Linked DNA regions of Homo sapiens: all the other regions are linked to region 1. A link is a contact called in ENCODE Hi-C data. All regions are on one chromosome and are shown on one strand. The core of a region is the stretch at or near the end of the contact, and the rest is flanking DNA. Distances in the headings are between cores, read along the strand shown. Region 1 holds the start of KBTBD8 (kelch repeat and BTB domain containing 8). Region 2 holds the start of MITF (melanocyte inducing transcription factor). Region 3 overlaps FRMD4B (FERM domain containing 4B). Region 4 overlaps FRMD4B (FERM domain containing 4B).

Evidence for each region. Hi-C counts contacts between places; a loop is a spot of excess contacts on that map. Pooled maps may share reads with other maps.
Region 2: a loop to region 1 is called in a pooled map, with 8 times the contacts of the local background. The contact joins the promoter of MITF here to the promoter of KBTBD8 in region 1. A Hi-C loop is called at or near these places in 5 of 50 pooled maps.
Region 3: a loop to region 1 is called in a pooled map, with 8 times the contacts of the local background. The contact joins the enhancer-like site here to the promoter of KBTBD8 in region 1. A Hi-C loop is called at or near these places in 2 of 50 pooled maps.
Region 4: a pooled map shows a loop between it and region 1 (5-fold over the local background). The contact joins the enhancer-like site here to the promoter of KBTBD8 in region 1. A Hi-C loop is called at or near these places in 8 of 50 pooled maps.

What each region holds. Positions count from the first base shown.
Region 1 is chr3:66,996,016-67,000,850 of GRCh38, reverse strand. KBTBD8 (kelch repeat and BTB domain containing 8) reads right to left here and starts at 2,544. Exons shown (of 4, transcript NM_032505.3): 1 at 2,480-2,544; 2 at 1,660-1,870. The coding sequence starts at 2,495. RefSeq lists enhancers at 724-823, 2,787-2,886 and a silencer at 2,127-2,446.
Region 2 is chr3:69,737,110-69,741,944 of GRCh38, reverse strand. It overlaps MITF (melanocyte inducing transcription factor), which reads right to left and starts at 2,481. Exons shown (of 10, transcript NM_001354604.2): 1 at 2,244-2,481. The coding sequence starts at 2,347. RefSeq lists a silencer at 2,246-2,545 and a promoter at 2,345-4,687.
Region 3 is chr3:69,365,906-69,370,740 of GRCh38, reverse strand. The region is part of intron 1 of FRMD4B (FERM domain containing 4B); the gene reads left to right. Among named protein-coding and RNA genes, the nearest start is that of FRMD4B, 18 kb to the left of the region's middle. Within about 2 kb of position 2,029, at least 3 of the 41 ENCODE cell types and tissues checked have a DNase peak (open chromatin) inside an H3K27ac peak, as active enhancers do.
Region 4 is chr3:69,321,838-69,326,672 of GRCh38, reverse strand. All of the region lies in intron 1 of FRMD4B (FERM domain containing 4B), which reads left to right. Among named protein-coding and RNA genes, the nearest start is that of FRMD4B, 62 kb to the left of the region's middle. Within about 2 kb of position 1,857, at least 2 of the 41 ENCODE cell types and tissues checked have a DNase peak (open chromatin) inside an H3K27ac peak, as active enhancers do.

The DNA.
Region 1 (4,835 bases), core at 1,295-3,794:
ATTATACTTAATAAGTATACTTAGTAAGCATACATAAGTATGACATTTAAATGATATAATCCAGATTATTAAATTTCAGTAAGATATAGACATTTTTACTTTGCAGTTTTTGTTTTGTTTTGTTTTGTTTTTGTTTTTACTATTCAAATGCAATATACAATAAAAATGTTTTAAAGGAAACTGTACCAACTCTTGTTCCTTAAGAGTCATATGGCTACTAAGAAGCCTGGCTCTGTAATCAAATGTAGCCTCTGCCATTTACTTGTTGGATAGATGATTTAGGCAGGTTATTAAAACTCAATCTCACTGAGCCTCAGCTTCTTCATAAGTAAAATGGAACAACAACTATGCAGAGATAGGATTATAAAGATTATATAAGGCAATACATGTAAAGTAAGCTTAGCCTAGAGCTTGATAAGTAGTAACTGTGACATATATTTAAACATACAAATGACCTAACCATATCTAATAGATAATCTGGGTAAGTGAATCTCACTAGAAGTTTCCATTACCAGGCCAAACTTCATACCTTCTGCATATGTGAGTTTTTTTTTCTTTCCAGCTCACTGTCTTGCGATGATTAATACTTAGTAGTCCAATGACCTACCCTAGGCAAGTCTAAACGGTTACATCACAAGCATCAGACTGAAGTGACTATATTTAACCCAGTATTCTGAGAAAGAGGAACCAGAAACTACTGTTGGAACATTATATGGTTATGTGCCCTATAAAGGTAAGCACCTTCAAAAGGAAAAATCACATTCAGAGTGTGGTTGATAACTTTACTATTATTTATGCACCACTTGTGAATACTGAAAGGCTTAAAGTGAGCATTTGACACAAAAGAAGTTAAGCCCATGCAGAAAACTGCCTTTTCCACTCATCTTAAAGTAGGAAGTTATTTTTCAGACCCAAGTTTTTAAATTTTACTTTTAAAAGTTTTATAGTAGACAATATAAGTAAAAACAAAAACTTCGTTTAACATACTTCTAGAAATCTTGGATATTATTAATTTGGGGCCTTAGGCACAAAGAAACTATATTCATTCTTGCTTTGACCCCCATAGCATTTAAACAATCTATTGAGTGGTAATTTGTTTTTGAAGGAACATGCTACATGTTTTAAACTATTTTATAAAAGAGTCCCATACACTAAAGAAACATGCATTATGGATAACTTTTTGAAAGAAATTCTAGATCAGCACTGTCCAATAAAATTGTCAATGATGAAAATGCTGTATTTCTGTGCTGCCCAATATGGCAGCCACTAGCTGCAGGTGACCAGCAAGCACTCAAAAAGTATTTAGTGTACCTGGGGAACTAAATGTTTTATTTTATTTAACTTATAATTTAAGTTTAAACAGCCACACATGGCTACTGGCTTCCATACTGACCAGCACAAGTCTAGATTTTCTGGTCATTTACCTCAAACACACACACACAGGCCCACTAACTTAAAAAGCAATCACCCGAAATCTAGAAGAATCCCTCAAGTCAAAAGAAGGTCTTAGTTAAGAGAGGACTTGTTTTCTAGTCTCAAGAAACAAAGTCATTGGTTTCATTTCATTATCGCATCTCAATATAAACATCAAGTGGACAATACTGAGGGGGAAAGGGAGCTTGGTGCAGATACCAACAGAAGTTCCTACCATCATCATACCTGAAGTAAGGGCTGATTGCAGCAAGAACGTTTCTATGACAGGAAAATGTTTTCCCGTGATCCACTTCCACTACAATGTCTGTCAACTGTCCTTCATCGTACATTGTTTTGAGTTGCTTAAGAATACTGCAAGCATGGAAGGGGTCCATGGCATCGCTGGCTGGGTCTGAAGATGGAATCCCATTCGGTGTTGGGGAAGACTTACTTAAATCTAGGAGGAGAAAAATCGTACAACTACAAGAAGTGCCGAGCCAGTTACGGCATCGCGGGATTTTTCTGTTTGTGTGTCTGCTTGCTAGGCTTTTTCCCCCTACAAGATATATACAAATGTCTGTGGATATACGCACGACCTCGTGGGACCGCGAGTTAAGGATCTGGGAGACAGAGGGCGGAGCGCGATCGGCGGAACAAGTTCAAAGGCCAGCCTGCTCCTGCGGAGCCCGGCGAGCCCGGCACCCGTGCTCGCGGAGGAAACGCGCTCGCAGCCCAGGAGAGGCGTCTGCGCGGACTCCGCCGAGAGCCGAGGGCAGAGCCTCACGAGGGAAGCTCGAACAACGGCGGCCGCCGGTGCCCCCTCAAGCCGCCTCCCGCTGCCTCCTGGGGCGCAGCGCCGGCGGGTACCCAGCCTCCCCATCCCGGTCCCGCCGGACCGCCCACCGCCCTCCGCACCATTCATCCTCCCTCTTCTCATTCCCCTCCACCGCTTCATCCTTCCCTCTAGCTCCGCACCGCTACGTCCTCATCCCACTGCCTGTGGCCGGCCCCGGCCCACCTTCCCCCTCACCTCCCTCCACGCCGCCCTGGCCACCACACGACCCACCTGCCGACGCGGCCATTTCTCGATGGGGCCCCGACTCCAGCTATTTAAAAAGGAAATGTCATTTCGCTTCTCTAGCTCCCGGGTTCCGGCTCTTCTAAGCTTCCCCTGGCCAATGGGGTGTCCTGTGCATCTGGCTCCACCCCTAGCCTCCGAATTCCTGGCGCTGATTGGCCACGACGCGAGCACATGCGTGTCGGGAAATGTAGTTTGATTGCCCCGGCTCCCGCGTGGTCCGGGTCGGGCGGAGGCCCAAGCCGGGAATTCCTATTGGCTGATTCGGATGGAGGTGGAGAGCAGGGAGCTGGCCAGCCTGTGGCCGTCGAGCGCGCAGTGCCTGCCGGGAGAGGTAGTCTTCTGGCGGAGGAGAACTGTCATTCTGAGGGGCTGGGGTAGGGAAAGCTCTTCAAGTGCGAATTTCCCCATTTTAGGCCTCTCTCCTGGCCCCCGGCACATTTTTTTACCTTTTTCTTCTTCCGTAAACTTCCTGCCAGTGACTAGCTTCCGGTATGAAATCAAGCTCTGCGTGAGAGCTGTAAAACCAGAAAAATGTGGAAATGGACAGGAGGGCTGTTGTCCAAAAATGCAAAGGAAATCTGACGTCCCACCCTGAAGAAAAATATCACAAGGCCCAAAAGCAAGGCGTCTCTGATGAGTCACCTATGACACCCAATTGAAATAGCATCGCCTTGGCCGGGTGCTCTGGTTTCCACAGATTAACTTGGTCTGGTTACAGCGGCTGCTTAGGATCTTCAACTCCCACTGGTGCCTTGCTTTTCTAGCACACCCAGAGAACACCTGTTCCTCACGTGAACATTACAAGGGGATCCAAGATGCTTTACTTTTTGCTCTTGGGAAATGGAGGGGATACAATACTAAGTATTCCGGAATTTCCTTTGAAAAAATACCGGAATGCCCTGAGCCCGGAGCCAGGGATGATTACTGAAGCCCTGGCTCTTTAGTCACTATATGTGAGAACTGACATAAGACCTTTCAACCCCTGAGCGCTTAGATCCTTCATCTGTAACGTGAAGTAATAGTAATCCGTACTCCATGGATTTCATAGGCTGCAACCTTTTGGAAAGAAAATCAAAATTTTACTGTTGACGAATTTTTATTTACTCATCTTGTGTTTCTAACATCTAACGGGGTGCCTGGCACATTATAGATGTTTCATATTTTAAAAATAAATGTAAGGTGCAAATGAGCTAACATTGGGAATGCTATTTCTAGATGTTAAAATGTAAGGAAGTATCAGCGAATGGGAAGAATTTCTAGTAGACATATAGTTAGCCCGTGTGCATAACTTTTCTAGCACTGAAAAGATCAAACCGTTGAACTTCTTGATAAAGAAAGGATCTTGGAATTTAAATTGTGATTGAGAAAGAGAAATAATTATGAAAAACAATTCAGTTCTGTCTTCTAGGTCTGCTGAGAAATTTAGAACTTAAAATACTATAATCCCATGCAAGTTAACAGGAAGTGGTGTTTCCTCATGACTGGGGTTTCTGCATATACATATGCACTTATAATTTCTTCTTTGTGAATGTCCTGTATGCACGTTTCTGGATAGATGAAATTGACTTAATTTTGGTTACTCATAACTTTATTTTTTCGTTTTTATGATGTTGCTTTCTAATTTATTAAAATGGTAGCACTTTATGACAATATGGTTAGTATTGAGGAAAAAAATGGCGTTAATCCTTAGGGTTTGACAACATCTGACGATATTGCAAATAAAAATACAGGGCATGCATTATTTGAGAAATATTTAAACTGAAATATCATTTGTTGTTTATCTGAAATTTAAATTTAATTGGGTGTTCTGTATTTTATCTGGCAACCTTTTCAAATCTGTTAAAATAGAGGAGTTTTGTTTGTGCTTTGTTGTTGTTTTGTAGCCATCTATCTATTTAAGCCTTAAGAAACTTGGCCAATTTTTTAAAAATTCAATTCTCAACTTAGTAACAAACAGACTTGACAATATTGTTTGATTAGTGAGAAGACAGTGTTCTGATTCTTTGACCCACAAAGATTTATAAATTGGAGATGCAGCAGAATACAAAGAACAAAAGCCAATCTAAAAATAAATAGAAAAAAAATTATAGGTAAAAAGTTGCCATTTATATGACACTGTAAATGGACTCCATTCTACTGGGCAGATGGCATTACATAGTAAAGATTTAATCATCACTAAAATGCATTTTTAAAAAACACAGAATATGTAGGAGGATCTCGAAATTCAGTCAGTTGTACCACAACAATTCTTTCTCAATGATCTGTAAGAATACTGGGGAGATTCCTTTTCAGGATTGATACTAAATAGCCAAAGGTTACAGCTTTGTTTTCAAACACCTCT
Region 2 (4,835 bases), core at 1,232-3,731, 2.7 Mb before region 1:
ATTTCAACTTTTTCCGACAAAGACTTGTAAGAAGTGAGGTGCCCCAGCAAAAACATAAGACAAAAAGCAATGAGAGAGAAGGCCCTGAACAATGTGCAGCCCTTTTAAGTCACACAACAGATGTCGACGACAATACCTTAGACAACTGTGGAAAACAGTATAGAGAAATGTTGCCAACTCCATATATTTATTCACAGATTTTATTTAACTGGTTTATTTCAAAGAGCATGTGTGTGCTCCATATACAAGTTTTACAACAACTTTTTTAATTTAGCCTTCCTTTCCCTGCTGGTTCAGGCCCACACCTGTTTCTAGCATTAACGTGTGAAGCCATTTCTTCCCACATACCCACATTTTCCCTTACACGTGCCTGCTAGCTAGCTACTGAGGACGTTCACCCTTACAAGTCTTTTTTGCTGACTCTGAAAAAGAACAGGCCCAAATCGTGCAACATGAGTTTCACGGCACTCATTTGGGTTTTTCCAGATGGTATTTTCCTCGCTCTCTCAAACTGATTTAATGTTATGTATCAGCTACCATCAGAAATGTTCCAAACAGTCCGGTTAATTTATTTCTTTCAGGATTCCACACACACACTCATTCCCTCATTCTGGCCGTGTAAGCATTTGCTTATAGAAGCAAAAGCAGAGACTGCCCAGTAAAACACTGGTCCCTTCAGCCGAATGCAGATAAAGCCCTGATGAGCATAACCAACAATACCCTTCACACAATATTACTCAAAACCCCCAGCCCCCAACACACACAATCTATGCTCACACACAAAACAGCCATTATGAGGAAAAACCACCAACTAAAGGCTGGTTTTATACGTCCAACTGCTTAGGCGGTTTCCTTCCAATCTGCCGTGAAGCATCTACAAAGAGTCTTCAGCAATGGCAGTCAGTAGGACCGCTGTTCCCAGATTTTCTTCCCCAACTTGGATAAAGAGTCCTGCCACAGCCCTGAAGGAAATAAACCTGGCTGCACTTTCCACTAGAAAAAGAACCAGCCCAGTGCTCGCCAGAGGCCAAGATTACACCACTTGGCTCCCCGTTCAGTTGCCCTTCTCCACTCACCCTCATTTCAAGACCCTCTCCCACTCTGCCAGCCAGGCCCATTCACCCAGGCCCCATCCACAGCGAAGGGCAAGGCAGGAAGTTACAGCCGAGTGCAGAAGCCCTGCTGGATGCTTCCAATGATAGCCTTATCCTAGCTCACAGCTTAGAGGGGTGGAAATAAACCCTTCTCAGCTATTCCAGCCTCCATTGACCATGTCCCTTTTAGGAAACATTGTAAACGAGAAGTACGAGGCGTCCAGAGTGGCTGCCGGACAGAGAGAACGGAAGACACCCAATCCATTTCGACAGACAAGTGGGAATGGAGGCAGCAAAAAGGGTGGCTCAAGGGAAGTGGGCACTAGAGGGGATGGGGCATCAGAGCAGTGGATGTCTTCACTCCTCGTCTAAAAAGTTTCTGAAGTCCCCAGCGAATTAAACACGTGTCTCTGCCAAGCGGGGTACACTCCCAGTAACCCCCAAGACCAAGGCTCATTTCCCCTCTGCAGGTAAGGCCTGGATTTGAATGGGACTCTATTTCCAGAGAGTTTAACTTGAACAAGGGGACACGCCCACCGCTGCCCTGGCCCCTCCCGCGCCCGCTAGCAGCGGTCTGGAGGTGAGAGGCGGAGCCCAGAGAAACCTCACCTGCAGGAGCCCAGAGGCTAGTTTCCCCACAGAGACCGGACTCCCAAGAGGTGACTCCAAGCGAACTAATTGCTTCCCTCCAATGTCGCATCTCAGTCCACCCAAAGCTCTCCCTCTCCGAGCCCTCAACCCGCTGGGATCTTCAGAAAGGGGGTTCACTAGAACTCTTTCTCCCCCATCCCACCGGGACAGCGTCCCGGCCCGGCGCTCCTCCTCCCCCACATCGCGCCAGGTCGCTCCCCAGCCCCCAATCAGTCTCAGCAGCTGGCATCCTCGGCCGAGGGTCCCCGCGCCTGGACGCTTCGTCCCCGGCGACCCGCCGCGCCCCCGCGAAGTGCGCTCCATCCGAGCTTCCTAAAGGCGCACTTGGGCCGGGCAGGCGCGGCCCCCAACTGCGAGGGGCAGTTCGCCCTCTGCTCCGGGGCAAGGGCACTGGGTCCTTGTCCCAGAGCTCCCGCGACCCGCTCTCCTCGCCCCAGAGTGGCAGACGCAGTGCCCCCCAGCCGCCCGGTGCGCCTCTGCCCAGCTGTCACCACTCACCTGCTCTTCAGCGGTTGACTTTTGAGTTCGTAATAGGTTTTGGGCTCTTCATGAAACTCCTCCCCGACTTCGAAATCCGGCACGATCCCCGATTCGGACTGCATGGCTCCCGCTTCCCGTCCTTCCACTGCTGGAAAGTGAGAACAGAGCCCGGGGGCGGAGGGAAGGTAGCTGGGCCTGGGTCCCCCGAGCCGTGCGCCCCGGCGCAGTGCCGAGCTCTGCCCGCTCGCCGGCTCGCGGCCGCCCGCCCCAGCGCGGGGAGTTTACACTCGCACCCGGGCGGGAGGGGCTGGCGGCCGAGCGCCGCCTGGGATCTGTAGTTCGGCCCGGGCGGGGCATTCCCAGCTCGCCTGGGGAGCCGCTCCCACGAAAACTACAGCTCCCAGAAGGCCAGGCGGGGGAGAGGCAACGTGGTGGACACCGCTAGTGCAACTCCTGTTTGGATTCATTGTCAATGTCAGCAGCTCCTCTCCCTCCTCTCTCCCCACTTGCTTCAAGGGTACAGACTTGGCTACTTAATATGAATAAGAATGGACACTGACTGCTCTTCTACCATCGCCCCGACCTCTCAGCTCAGACATCTGCGAGGGCACGCCAAGTGCTTATTTTAAAAATAAAATAGTCAAGGGTTTTGGCACAAGAAAGTTTTAGCATTCGAGCCTGTCTTAAAATAAAAGGACTTCCTATCAGCTCGCATGCTTCCCTGGGCTGCTGCGACATATCAGCTTGTCCTCGGATTGGAACAACGAGGAAGAACTTTCCTTCGCTCTGTAATGAAAACGTTATTGGAGAAATTGTTCTTGTGCGTTCCTTTTCTAGAACTAAGTCTGGACTTTTACAATAGTATTCATCAGTTGAATGGCTCTTTCCCCTTTATCCAAGTAGCCACTTCTAATCTACAGCAGCAATTGAAAGATTCGGTTAATTTTAAAAGGCACAAAGTTACAAAATAGCGTCGTTGCTCTCTGCTTTTAATTTCTCAGTTGACTGGGAGTTCAAATGAGATTTGTCCTAGCATTTCAGGAGTGAAGATGTACAAGTGAACTGTACAAGTGTCCACCCCTTCCCGAGCTTCCCGGAACTCACTTAGGGAAGAGAATTTTAAAACTCTCCGTTGTGGCTCATTTGTACTTCTAGTTCTTCCCTCTGATTAGCTCCAGTAGGACGTGTTCCTTCTTTTCAAAAGTGTTTTGAGGCATCAGGGAGGCAGTATAGAGTTACAGTGGCATTTAAAGGTATAAGACTCAGAGTTGAAATCCCCAGTCCTTCTAAGAAGAGCTGTGCAATCCTGAGCATGTCACTTGGTTCCTAGAAGCCTCCATTTCTTCATCCATAAAAGAAGAGATTGGCAAACCAGTTTTAGAAGATGTTGCAAGGTCAAATGTAAGAGAAAGTGATTTGCAATCTATAAAAACTCTGCTCAGTGGTCATTCTTTATTAGGTCTTGAAGTTATTCCTTTCAGATTAACATCTCATTTTGGTGTTTGGCCTTTCAGAATTAATAAACTAAATGACTGTCCTAGGAGAAAATTCTAAAGAGGCTACAGTGACAACTGGGCACCTCCCAGGAGTTACCCCTTTGCATATCTTGCCTCCCACTGAAACATTTTAATTTCACATCAGAAAAGACATCCAGTAGGATGGATCGATGTTAGGGCTGGAGTTCTCAAGGTGATTTGGAAAAAGTGCAGAAGGCACACTATGTTGCAGTAGCAATTACCAAATTTTCAGAATAAAAATTAGTCCCCAACATACGACTTTTAGGCCCTCCCCTGAAACTATTAAACTATGTCAGAATACCTGAGAACACCCCTAAGGAAAGTGGGAGTTTTGTGCTCATAAAAGTGGGATCCTAGATTCCTTAATAGATGGACTGCTGGAAATTAGCTGTCAAAAGCAAACAAAGAAAACGTGTTTCCTTCATGTTCTCTGGGAGAGAAAGAAGAAAGATCAAACATGAAGGAAACATGCAGTCTAGACTTCTAATCTCATCTGGGCTCTCAATTATCAGTGCTTGGAATATGGGAGGAGGGGTTGTCATAATAACTTATGGATGTTACAGACGTTTAAGGGGTATGGGCCAGAGACACTACACATATTGCACAATAACAAATTTTCTTGTCCAAATTTCAGTGGTATGTATCCCCATTGAGAAACATGGGAAGCTGCCTAATCTTTGGGCTCACCAGAAGTTTTTTAATCTGAGGGAAGCTACGGATCCTCTTCTCAGAAAATACAGATAGAAACAAAACTGTGCATAATTTTGGTCAGCTGACCCACTGAAGGCTATCACAGACTTTATGTTACAACTGCAGTTTATAACTTCTTTAGATCTGCAGTGAAACAGTCTACCCATCACTTATTACATCAAATAGTGACCTTCCAGACCTAAGGGACTAACCTCAAAGGAAAGAAAACTCAGGAAAACCAAGACCTCCGAATTCATCTTCAACTAAGTACACCCGCAAGAGAGGTCTCCAGGGTGCAGACCTCTGAGCTGAGGTTGTCCTGAGGTTCACACAGATAGCTGTTATTTTTTTCTCCTATACCTTTTCTTCTGGTCTCATCCTACTCCTTGTTCAGGAAAACTTA
Region 3 (4,835 bases), core at 780-3,279, 2.4 Mb before region 1:
AGACACCAAGCATTTGGAGGAGGAGAAAGCAGCATTAGCAGAACTCTGCCCGAAGGCAACGTTTGCATTCCGTGAAGCTTTAGAAACCTCATGTGGGGAAAAAGCCATGTATGTTGAAATACATTTGTATGTGTGGGTTTATTCTTTTTCATTATTGAAAATAGCCCACGCCAGTGTAAGCTGATTGAGAATACATTCGTTTGGCTTCTCTAACGACCATTTCATCAGAAAAGCATTGCTTTAGATAGCAGAGTAGCTTATTTCCTCTAACCCTGGTGCCAGTGGGCTCCCTCAAGGACACCAGCTTGTGTGTACTGCCAGCTGCAAGTACCCACCCGTGCCCAGCCCAGGGCGGGGACCTTGGCAGCTTCTGCAGTTCTTGTCAGCCCTGAGTGTCAAGCGATCGCTATTTCCTGCACCCGGCCCTGTGGTTGGGCTCTGGAAGGTGCCCTGTTTTTCCTGACAGACATTTCAGACCGTTTGCTCTCTTTTTTTTGGCATTTCTATGTACGTTTTTTAATCATTCTGACCCTGTCTCAGGTCTTTCCCATCCACTGGAGTTAAAGGATGAACGGCCCTTCTGATTGGATTTTCCTGGATTCTTAGGAGCAAAAGAAAAAAAAAAAAACAGGAACAAAAGCAAAAGCAAAATTTATTTCTGGCCTTTATTAGTGTTTAATTAAAAGCTTGCTTTCCCCAACTCTTTGGCTGTGTTCAAGCTTTTCAAAATTCTGCAAGCACAGACAATATAGAGAGAATTTGACTCTTTAAGTTACAAGAGCTGCTTATTATGTCTAATTAGCACCATCAAATAATGACGGAATCTGCCATCATCATTGCTAAAGAAAAAAGTCATACCAGGTATTTCCCAAATGTTTCTCAGGAGAAAGTACCTTTTCTTTTAATAAATAGGCTACTACCAATTTTTAAATGAATTCAGTGTTTAAGTTAGAAACAATTTTGGTCAGGATACAAAGAATCTTAACTGTCAAATCATACTTAAATTTATGAAGCTATTTCTTCCTTAGGATTTTTATATTTTGAACTTTCTAGGTATTGATGCCAGATATAGTTCCAGCCGAGCTCATAAGATTTTGCTCTCAAATTCTTTTTGGGAATGAGATTTTTTTATTTTTTAGTGAATGTGTTTTTCCTTCAATAAACTTCAGAAACCAACTCTGAGTTTCAAAAATCTTTTTTTTCTTGAGATGTTAGTGCCAGAATCTGAACAGTCTCCTTTATTCAGCACACAGTTGCATCAGTTTAATTTTTTCAGGCTTATATACTAAATTAGGTTACAAAAATTCACCACACTTTTATCTGTGCATTGTGTTTTAAGTAAATCAAATTTAATTATGTTCTTTCTACCCTTTTTTCTTTTCTCCTGGCCTTTTCTTTGTTTTTTCTCTGAGCTAAATAGGTCATGCTTAAATCTATGAAGAAATAAATATGTGTGCATACTTAATGTATGACATATGAAAAATGTACAAATACATGTATGTATTTATGTATAGATAGGACTGTGTATCTGAAGTTTTTCCAGAAAGTAAAACCATGAGCCAACATATTCACTAAAGATAGCTTTCGCTTTTTTTCCACCAACCTTCAGCATTACTTTTAAACTTATAGTATGACTCTGAAATCATCAGTGCAAATAATATGGTTAGACTCCATAATAGGTGTATTCTTTAGAAAATTACTATTAATTTTGATGAAGTTTAGCAAATGAAAATTTGATAAACAACTTCATCTGTTTCCTTTGATTAAAAAGAAGAAAACAAGCTGGGCCCTGTGGCTCATGCCTTTAATCCCGGCACTTTGGGAGGCCGAGGTGAGAGAATTGCTTGAGCCCAAGAGTTCAAGACCAGCCTGGGCAACATGGTCAAACCTCATCTCTACAAAAAATACCCAAAAAATTAGCCAGATATGGTGGTGTGTACCTGTAGTCCCAGCTACTCAAGAGGCTGAGGCAGGAGGATTGCTTGAGCCCAGGAGGTTGAGGTTGCAGTGAGCCGTGATTGCACCACTGCACTCCAGAGAGTTATGTGCTGAAGCTCCCACATTATTGGCTTGCCTGGCTTGTCTGTGAAGTGGGAGTATGCCATGGGCTACTTCACTGGGGAGGACTGAGTATCAAGTGTAAGGCAGAAGAGTGAGACATACTCAAAATGTGGCAATTGCATTTGTTCAAGAAGTATGCAAAGCACCTGTCCAAGAACGACAAGGGGGGTAGGCACAGGCTTGAGGGATCTGTGAGAAAAAAGACAGAGGATGTGGCCTGGGAAACCACAGTGCCTTCCTCAGCCACAGCAGCTGCATTCATTATTTACTGCTGTCTAATGTCATCAGTCTGTTCTAATAGATGTTGTAATGGGATGAACAGCTTTATCTGTTTCCTTTGTGTGATTTGCACATATCCTGTGGGAGCTAAGGATATTGGAGTCAGGTGGTATGAGTTCCAATGCTGGCCCACGTCCTTTACTGGCTGGGTAACTCAGAGCATGTTTCTCAACCCATTTGAGCCTCAGTTTCCTCATCTGTAAAATGGGAACATGATATCTCGTGATGTTGTCGGGTTTAAATGGGAGAGTGCCATGTGACTGCTTAAACAGATGCCTAGAACATGAAAAGAACTCAATAAATTATAGTTTAGAAAAAGGCCTTGGCCACGAAAAGAGGTAAAATAAAAAAAGAGAGAAGGAAAAGCATCCCAGAAATGGGACTATAACATGTTTTACATACTGATATATGTCATATAGGTGAAATTACCTAAAATAAGAATGAGAGGAAATGGATATTTTAAAGCAGAAGCATTAAATTATGATTGATCTGATAAATTGTTGCAACCTTTTTATAGCACAGTCTAGTTGTTTCCAGTCAAAATGTAAGATATTTGTTCTCTATGACCAAGCATTTCCATTTCAGGAAATCCTCCTAAGGACATTCTCATGTAATGGCGCACGTGCAAGGATTTTCATATTTTCATATTTCAAATAGCAAAGCAGTGAGAATAAACAGAATAGTTCATTAAATGACAGTACCTCGGTACTATGGGATTCTATGAGATCAGGAGAGAGAATGGAGTTGAAAATTGGCTCAGATAATTGTCAATGATATATTTTTTGGGTAAAAACAAAAATATTGGCCCAGATAATTGTCAATGATATATTTTTTGGGTAAAAACAAAAATATTGGCCCAGATAATTGTCAATGATATATTTTTTGGGTAAAAACAAAAACAAAGTACAAGACAATATATGGGATGTGTACATGTGTATGTATATATGTATGTATGTGTATTGTTATGGATATATGCAAGCAATGTGTGTATGTATGTGTTCATGTATGTGTGGAGGGATGGGGCTGGACATGTATAGCCCAAATTATTAATAAATAATTTTTACCTCTGGGAAGTGTAAGTGGATGAAGGAGAAGTTTCTGCTTCTCTTACTTTCATATTATTCTGAAATCAAATATTTTATAGCAAGAATATCTATAATATTTTTACAATTTTGTAAAATGTCCTATTCAAAACATTTGATCCAGGCTCTTGTGTAGACCATTTCTGGAGAATAAAGATCTGTTTAATTTAACTTTGTGTCCATTCACACAGTGCCAGAAGGTAGTAGTGTCTCCAAGTGTTTGTCTAGTATGTCCATTTAAAAATGATTGTTCACTTGGCACGGTGGCTCATACCTGTAAACCCAACACTTTGGGAGGTTGAGATGGGTGGATCACTTGAGTCCAGGAGTTCACGACCAGCCTGGGCAACATGGCAAAATTTCATCTCTACAAAAAATACAAATTAGTCGGGCATAGTGGCAACACCTGTAGTTCTAGCTACTCAGGAGGCTGAGGTGGGAGGATCACTTGAGCCCAGGAGGTTGAGGCTGCAGTGTGCTGTGATCATCCCACTGCACTCCAGCCTGGGCAACAGAGTGAGACCCTGTCTAAAAACAAAACAAAACAACAAGAAAAATACAAAGACTATTAATTATTATTGATATGAATACTATTGAAAAAAAAGGTCGTGTTTGTGCTCTTTTAAGAACTATAGAGTTTTTATCATTAAAGCAACATATGTTAATAAATTTAATTGTTAGAGATATGCATGGCTTAGAACATGAAGGTTCTTTAATGGTTATTAACAGGGCATATATTTGCCAGATATTTTCTAAACCTATAGTGACATACATATCATATCATTATAATATAAATTTTTACAGAGGTGAGATCACCCTATACTTACCTGGCAGGGGAGATACCATGATCACGAGGTGAGATCACCCCACATAATTTATTCTAAAATGTATTTACTTACATGTCTTACATACTGATATATGTCATTATTTTTAATAAGTGTTGTATATTCAATGGTATGAATGAACCATAATTAATTTTTAATAATTACATCAGTCTCCTATTGATGGACATTAAGTTGTTGTCAATTTTTTTTGTTTTTGTTTTTGTTTTTGTTTTTTGAGACAGAGCCTTGCTCTGTTGCCTAGGTTGGAGTGCAGTGATGCAATCTCGGCCCACTGCAACCTCCGCCTCCTGGGTTCAAACAATTCTCCTGCCTTAGCCTCCCAAGTAGCCGGGATTACAAGCCTGTGCCACCATGACCAGCTAATTTTGTGTGTGTGTGTGTGTGTGTGTGTGTGTGTGTGTGTGTGTGTGTGTTTTGTAGAGGTGGGGTTTTTCCATGTTGGCCAGATTGATCTCAAACTCCTGGCCTCAAATGATCTGCCCCCTCCTCAGCCTCTCAAAGTGCTGGGATTACGGGCATAAGCCACCATGCTTGACCTGTTTCTAATTTTTACTAAGACAATGCTACA
Region 4 (4,835 bases), core at 608-3,107, 2.3 Mb before region 1:
CCCCTTATAAACTGTGGGACCTCAGACAAGTCATTCTCAACTTCGTGGAATCTCAGATTATGGAAACTATCTGCTTCACAGGTAGGTTTGAGAGCTCAATGGGGAAAATGTATGTAAAAGCAGATGGCATAGGCAAAGCCATGAACACATATTAACTTGCATTTTATGGAGATGAGAACAAAGGAATGATCTGGTCACAATCAGATAAGGTGTTAGAGTTTACCACCTTCCTTCCCCAGATTTGGACATATGGACAGCTAAAAATGGTGGTTGTAAGTTAGTCTGTTGATTATCACTAGAAAAAATCAGATTGAATGAATCCCCAGCTATTAGGTTTTTGGGTCTCTCCAGGGTTTAACTGGCGGGTTGATTGTCAACTTAAACATGACAGCTTAGTGTCTTAATAATGTAGAAGAGGCTGGGCATGGTGGCTTATGCCTATAATCCCAGCACTATGGGAGGCCGAGGCGGGAGGATCACTTGAGCCCAGGAGTTCAAGACTAGCCTAGGCAACATAGTGAGACCTTATCTCTACAAAAAAAAAAAAAAAAAATTGATTAGCCAGGCATGATGGTGTGCACCTGTAGTTCCATTTACTTGGGAGGCTGTGGTGGGAGGATTGCGTGAGCCCAGGAGGCTGAAGCTACAGTGAGCTATGGTCCACTCCAGCCTGGGTGATAGAGAGAGAGACCTTGTCTCAAATAATAATAATCTAGGAAAACTTTTTTCTTGAGAGAAGTACGCACTTAAGCAAATTAAAATAACCATTTCTGGAGAACAGGATAGTACTCAATAGCTTAGACATTATTTCCACTAATAATAGTACTCACGGCACTAGGGTAAGGATAAACTGGTAATACATGTCAAGCACTTAGCACAGACTCTAACACCTAACCTATACTCAATAAATGGTGTATTACTGATGATACAATTATCATCTGTGCTTTAAGGTAGAGTTTATAATCAGTTCAACCTGCCTTAATACAAGAGGCAAACCCAAATGAGACTGATTTTTTATCCTTTCCATTTCATAGGGGCAGAAACTGAGATTTAGAGAGATACCATGATATTCTCTTAGGTAAATAGCAGGGCTGGGACACAAACTCAAACCTCGTGACTCTAAATCCTGTGTGCTTCTCATTGACACTAGGCTGGTGTCTCCTGATGGCCTTCAGCTCCAGGCTTAATAAGTTGCTTTGCTTCTTTATTTTTCTTTCTTCCTTTAAAACCTGGCTTTTCTTTTCACCAGACTTATCAGATCAGGCTAGAATCTGATAAGGGATTGTCATTTATGAGAATGCCCTCCCCAGGGAATGTCTGCCCGAAGCTGGCTGGAATTGCCTGCCAGGTTGGCATTAGAGCTGCAGCAATGGCCGTCCATTGACTGGCCAGCCTTTCTTGTTTACTTTCTCCCAACCTCTGTAAGGCAGAAAGGAGCATGCAGTTAAATGTTTAGAAAACACCATCAGCCCTCCAGTCTCTACTGGGAGCCACTTGACCAAGAGCAGTGGTCCAATATAAGTTCTCTCCATCAATTAATTTCTTTTCTTTCTTTCTTTCTTTCTTTCTTTCTTTCTTTCTTTCTTTTTTTTTTTTTAGACAGTATCTCACTGTTGCCCAGGCTGGAGTACAGTGGCACAGTTATGGCTCACTGCAACTCGAAACACCTGGGCTCAAGTGATCTTCCTGCCTCAGCCTCTCAAGTACATAGGACTACAGGTACACGCCTGGCTAATTTTTTGTAGAGACAGGGTCTTACCCTGTTGCTCAGGCTGATCTCAGACTCCTGGGCTCAAGCAATCCCCCCCCGCCTCAGCCTTCCAAAACATTAGGGTTACAGGAGGGAACCACCACATCCGGCCTTCTCCATCAATTTCCTCATTTCTCGTGCTTCCTGGGTAAAGAGAAGTGAGTTTTGCACATGCTTAGAACTCAATTCCATTGCCAGTTTATCTACTTCAGAGCCCTTATTATCTGAAAATATCATATTTGTTTAATTGTTACTAGTTTCTTTTTTTCTCCTCACCTCTAAAGCAGTTGTTCTCAAAAGAGGTGATTTTGCGTCCCAGGGGACATTTGGCAAGGTCTGGAGACATATGGGGGAGGATCTACTGACATCTAGTGGGTAGAGGTCAGGGATGCTGTTTAGCACCCTATAGTGCCCAGGACTATGCTCCGCAATAATGAGTTATCTGGCTGCAAATACCAATGAAGTTGAGAACTGTAGGACAAGCTCCAGAGATAATGCCCTTTCAGTCTTATTGGCTGGTATATAATAGTGCCAAGAACAGTGCTTGCACTTAGAGAGTGCTCAGCACATATTGGTTAAGTGAATGAATGAACACATAATCCAGAGCTTTTCCACACTGAATTAATTACATGTGTGCTAGGCTACATCTTAAGCCCAGAGTAATATGGAGTCAGGTCCAGGAGGCCACATAACTGACAAATATCATCCTGTACCCTGAGTGTTCACATATGCATGACACAGCCATGGAAGCATCCCAACAGGTGGAGATTAATTCCATCCTGACTGCCCAAGGAAGATCAATAGCAAACATAGACACCATTTTTAGCAGCTGCCCATATTTCATCAGTGTGGGGCCAGGAAGTAGCCAAGGGATGGTGATTGTAAAACCTTTCTCTTCTTCTGGCCTTGCTTCGAGACAGTGGCCTGAACCAGCCAACTCTGGTTTGGTGAGTCTGGATCAAGCTTTTCAGAGCAGTGTTAGGCTTCGCAATCAAGGTGATACATTAAGTGCCTAAACTACATGTGATTTAATATATAGGATGTATGAGATAGGAAATACTTTGTACTGAAGTAATATAGCCCTTAAGAGCATGGATTCTGGAGTCAGAACACCTAGGTTTACATCCTACTCTGCCTCTTCCTGGCCCTATGACCTTGTAAGGTGGGTCAGCCATGTACCTTTTCTGAGCCTCAATTTTCTCATCCATAAAATGAAGCTAGTAATGGAATCCACCTTACAGAGTTCTTATGAAAATTCATTTAAAACGCATATATATATATATATATATATATATATATATATATATATATATACACAGAGAGAGAGAGAGAGAGTTGGGTTTTTGTTTTGTTTTTTTGAGACAGAGTCTCGCTGTGTCGCCCAGGCTGGAGTGCAGTGGTGCGACCTCAGCTCACTGCAACCTCCACCCACTGGGTTCAAGCAATTCTGCCTCAGCCTCCCAAGTAGCTGGGATTACAGCATGCGCTACCATGCCGAGCTAATTTTTTTGTATTTTTAGTAGAGAGGGGGTTTCACCATATTGGCCAGGCTGGTCTCAAATTCCTGACCTCAGGTGATCTGCCCACCTCAGCCTCCCAAAGTGCTGGGATTACAGGCATGAGCCACCACGCCCGGCCATAAAAGGCCCTTTGTATATAAATGAAAGGATTTGGGATAGTTATCAGGCACACAGTCAGCAGCTGTTATCTTTGTTAGCATTTCTCTTAAGGCATGTTACTCAATTACTCAATTTCAGCTTTGGCAAACTGAATTCTCCTCTTCTTTGTCATTCCTCCCCTCTTCCCTCATTTCATTTTCCTTTCCTCCTTTGCTTCTTTTACACTGCCTGCTTTTCTCCCTCCCTCATTGTCTTTTTCCTTCTCCACTTCCAGTGAACCTGCAAGAGATGTACAGGAGTCCTACTTTGGTACGACTGATGGAACCTGAGATTCTACCCAACTTTATCACTGTATGACCAGGCACCACTTAACCTCTGTGCACTTCAGTTTGGTCATCTATGAAATCTAAACAGAAATCTCATGCCCATAACCCCATCACTTCAAGAGGCCAACGTGGGAAAAAATTGCTTGAGTCCAGGAGTTCGAGACCAGCCTGGGCGATACAGCAAGACCCCATCTCTACAAAAAAATAGAAAAAGTTAGCCAGGTGTGGTGGCACATGCCTGTGGTCCCAGCTATTCAGGAGGCTGAGGTGGGAGGACTGCTTGAGCCCAGCAGGTCGAGGCTGCAGTGAGTCATGTTCATGCCACTGTACTCCAGCCTGGGCAACAGAGCAAGACCCTGTCTCAAAAAAAAAAAAAAAAAAAAGAGAGAGAGAAAAATCTAAACAATGACTCTCCCTGGTAGGGTTGTTAGCAACATGAAAGAAGTCACTACACATGTGAAGCACTCCATACTCGTGTGACATGTAGTAAGTGTTTGCTAGAAGCTAGGAGAATCATTTATTGACACTTAAAAAAGAAGTCTCCAGTGATTGCACATTGGGAGGGTAGGCACTGTCTTGAAAGAACTTGAGGGAAAATCACAGCTGACTCCATTTGGAGACATCTGTGTCAGTCTAGGCCATTCTCTGAACGGGAGTGTCAATAGCTCATATTCAGTCAACACCCAGAGATGATATAAAGGGGCCCTGTTCAGCTAGGGTTGACATCATTAGGGTGAAATATAAAACTCCATCCACTCAATAGATCCCAAAGTAAGAACGTCCTAGATACATCCTTCTCCCGCTCTCCAGTTCCTCCAGAATATCTCATCTGATGAGGAGTTTAATAACACACCTTGTTCTCTGGGTGGAAAGAGTGTTTTTTATGTGTGAGTTTTTCTGGGCCAGGGCTTGGGAGTTGCCTGGAAAATCCTCGCTTTGGATTGTGCTCTGTCTGTTTAAATCATTTGTGAGCCAGACGCAATGGCTCACAGCTGTAATCCCAGCACTTTGGGAAGCCAAGGCAGGAGGACTACTTGAGCCTGGGGGTTGAAGACAAGCCTGGGCAACATAGTGAGATCTCCATCTGTACAAAAAATTAGCCAGGTGTGGTGGCACTTGCCTATAGTCCCAGCTATTCGG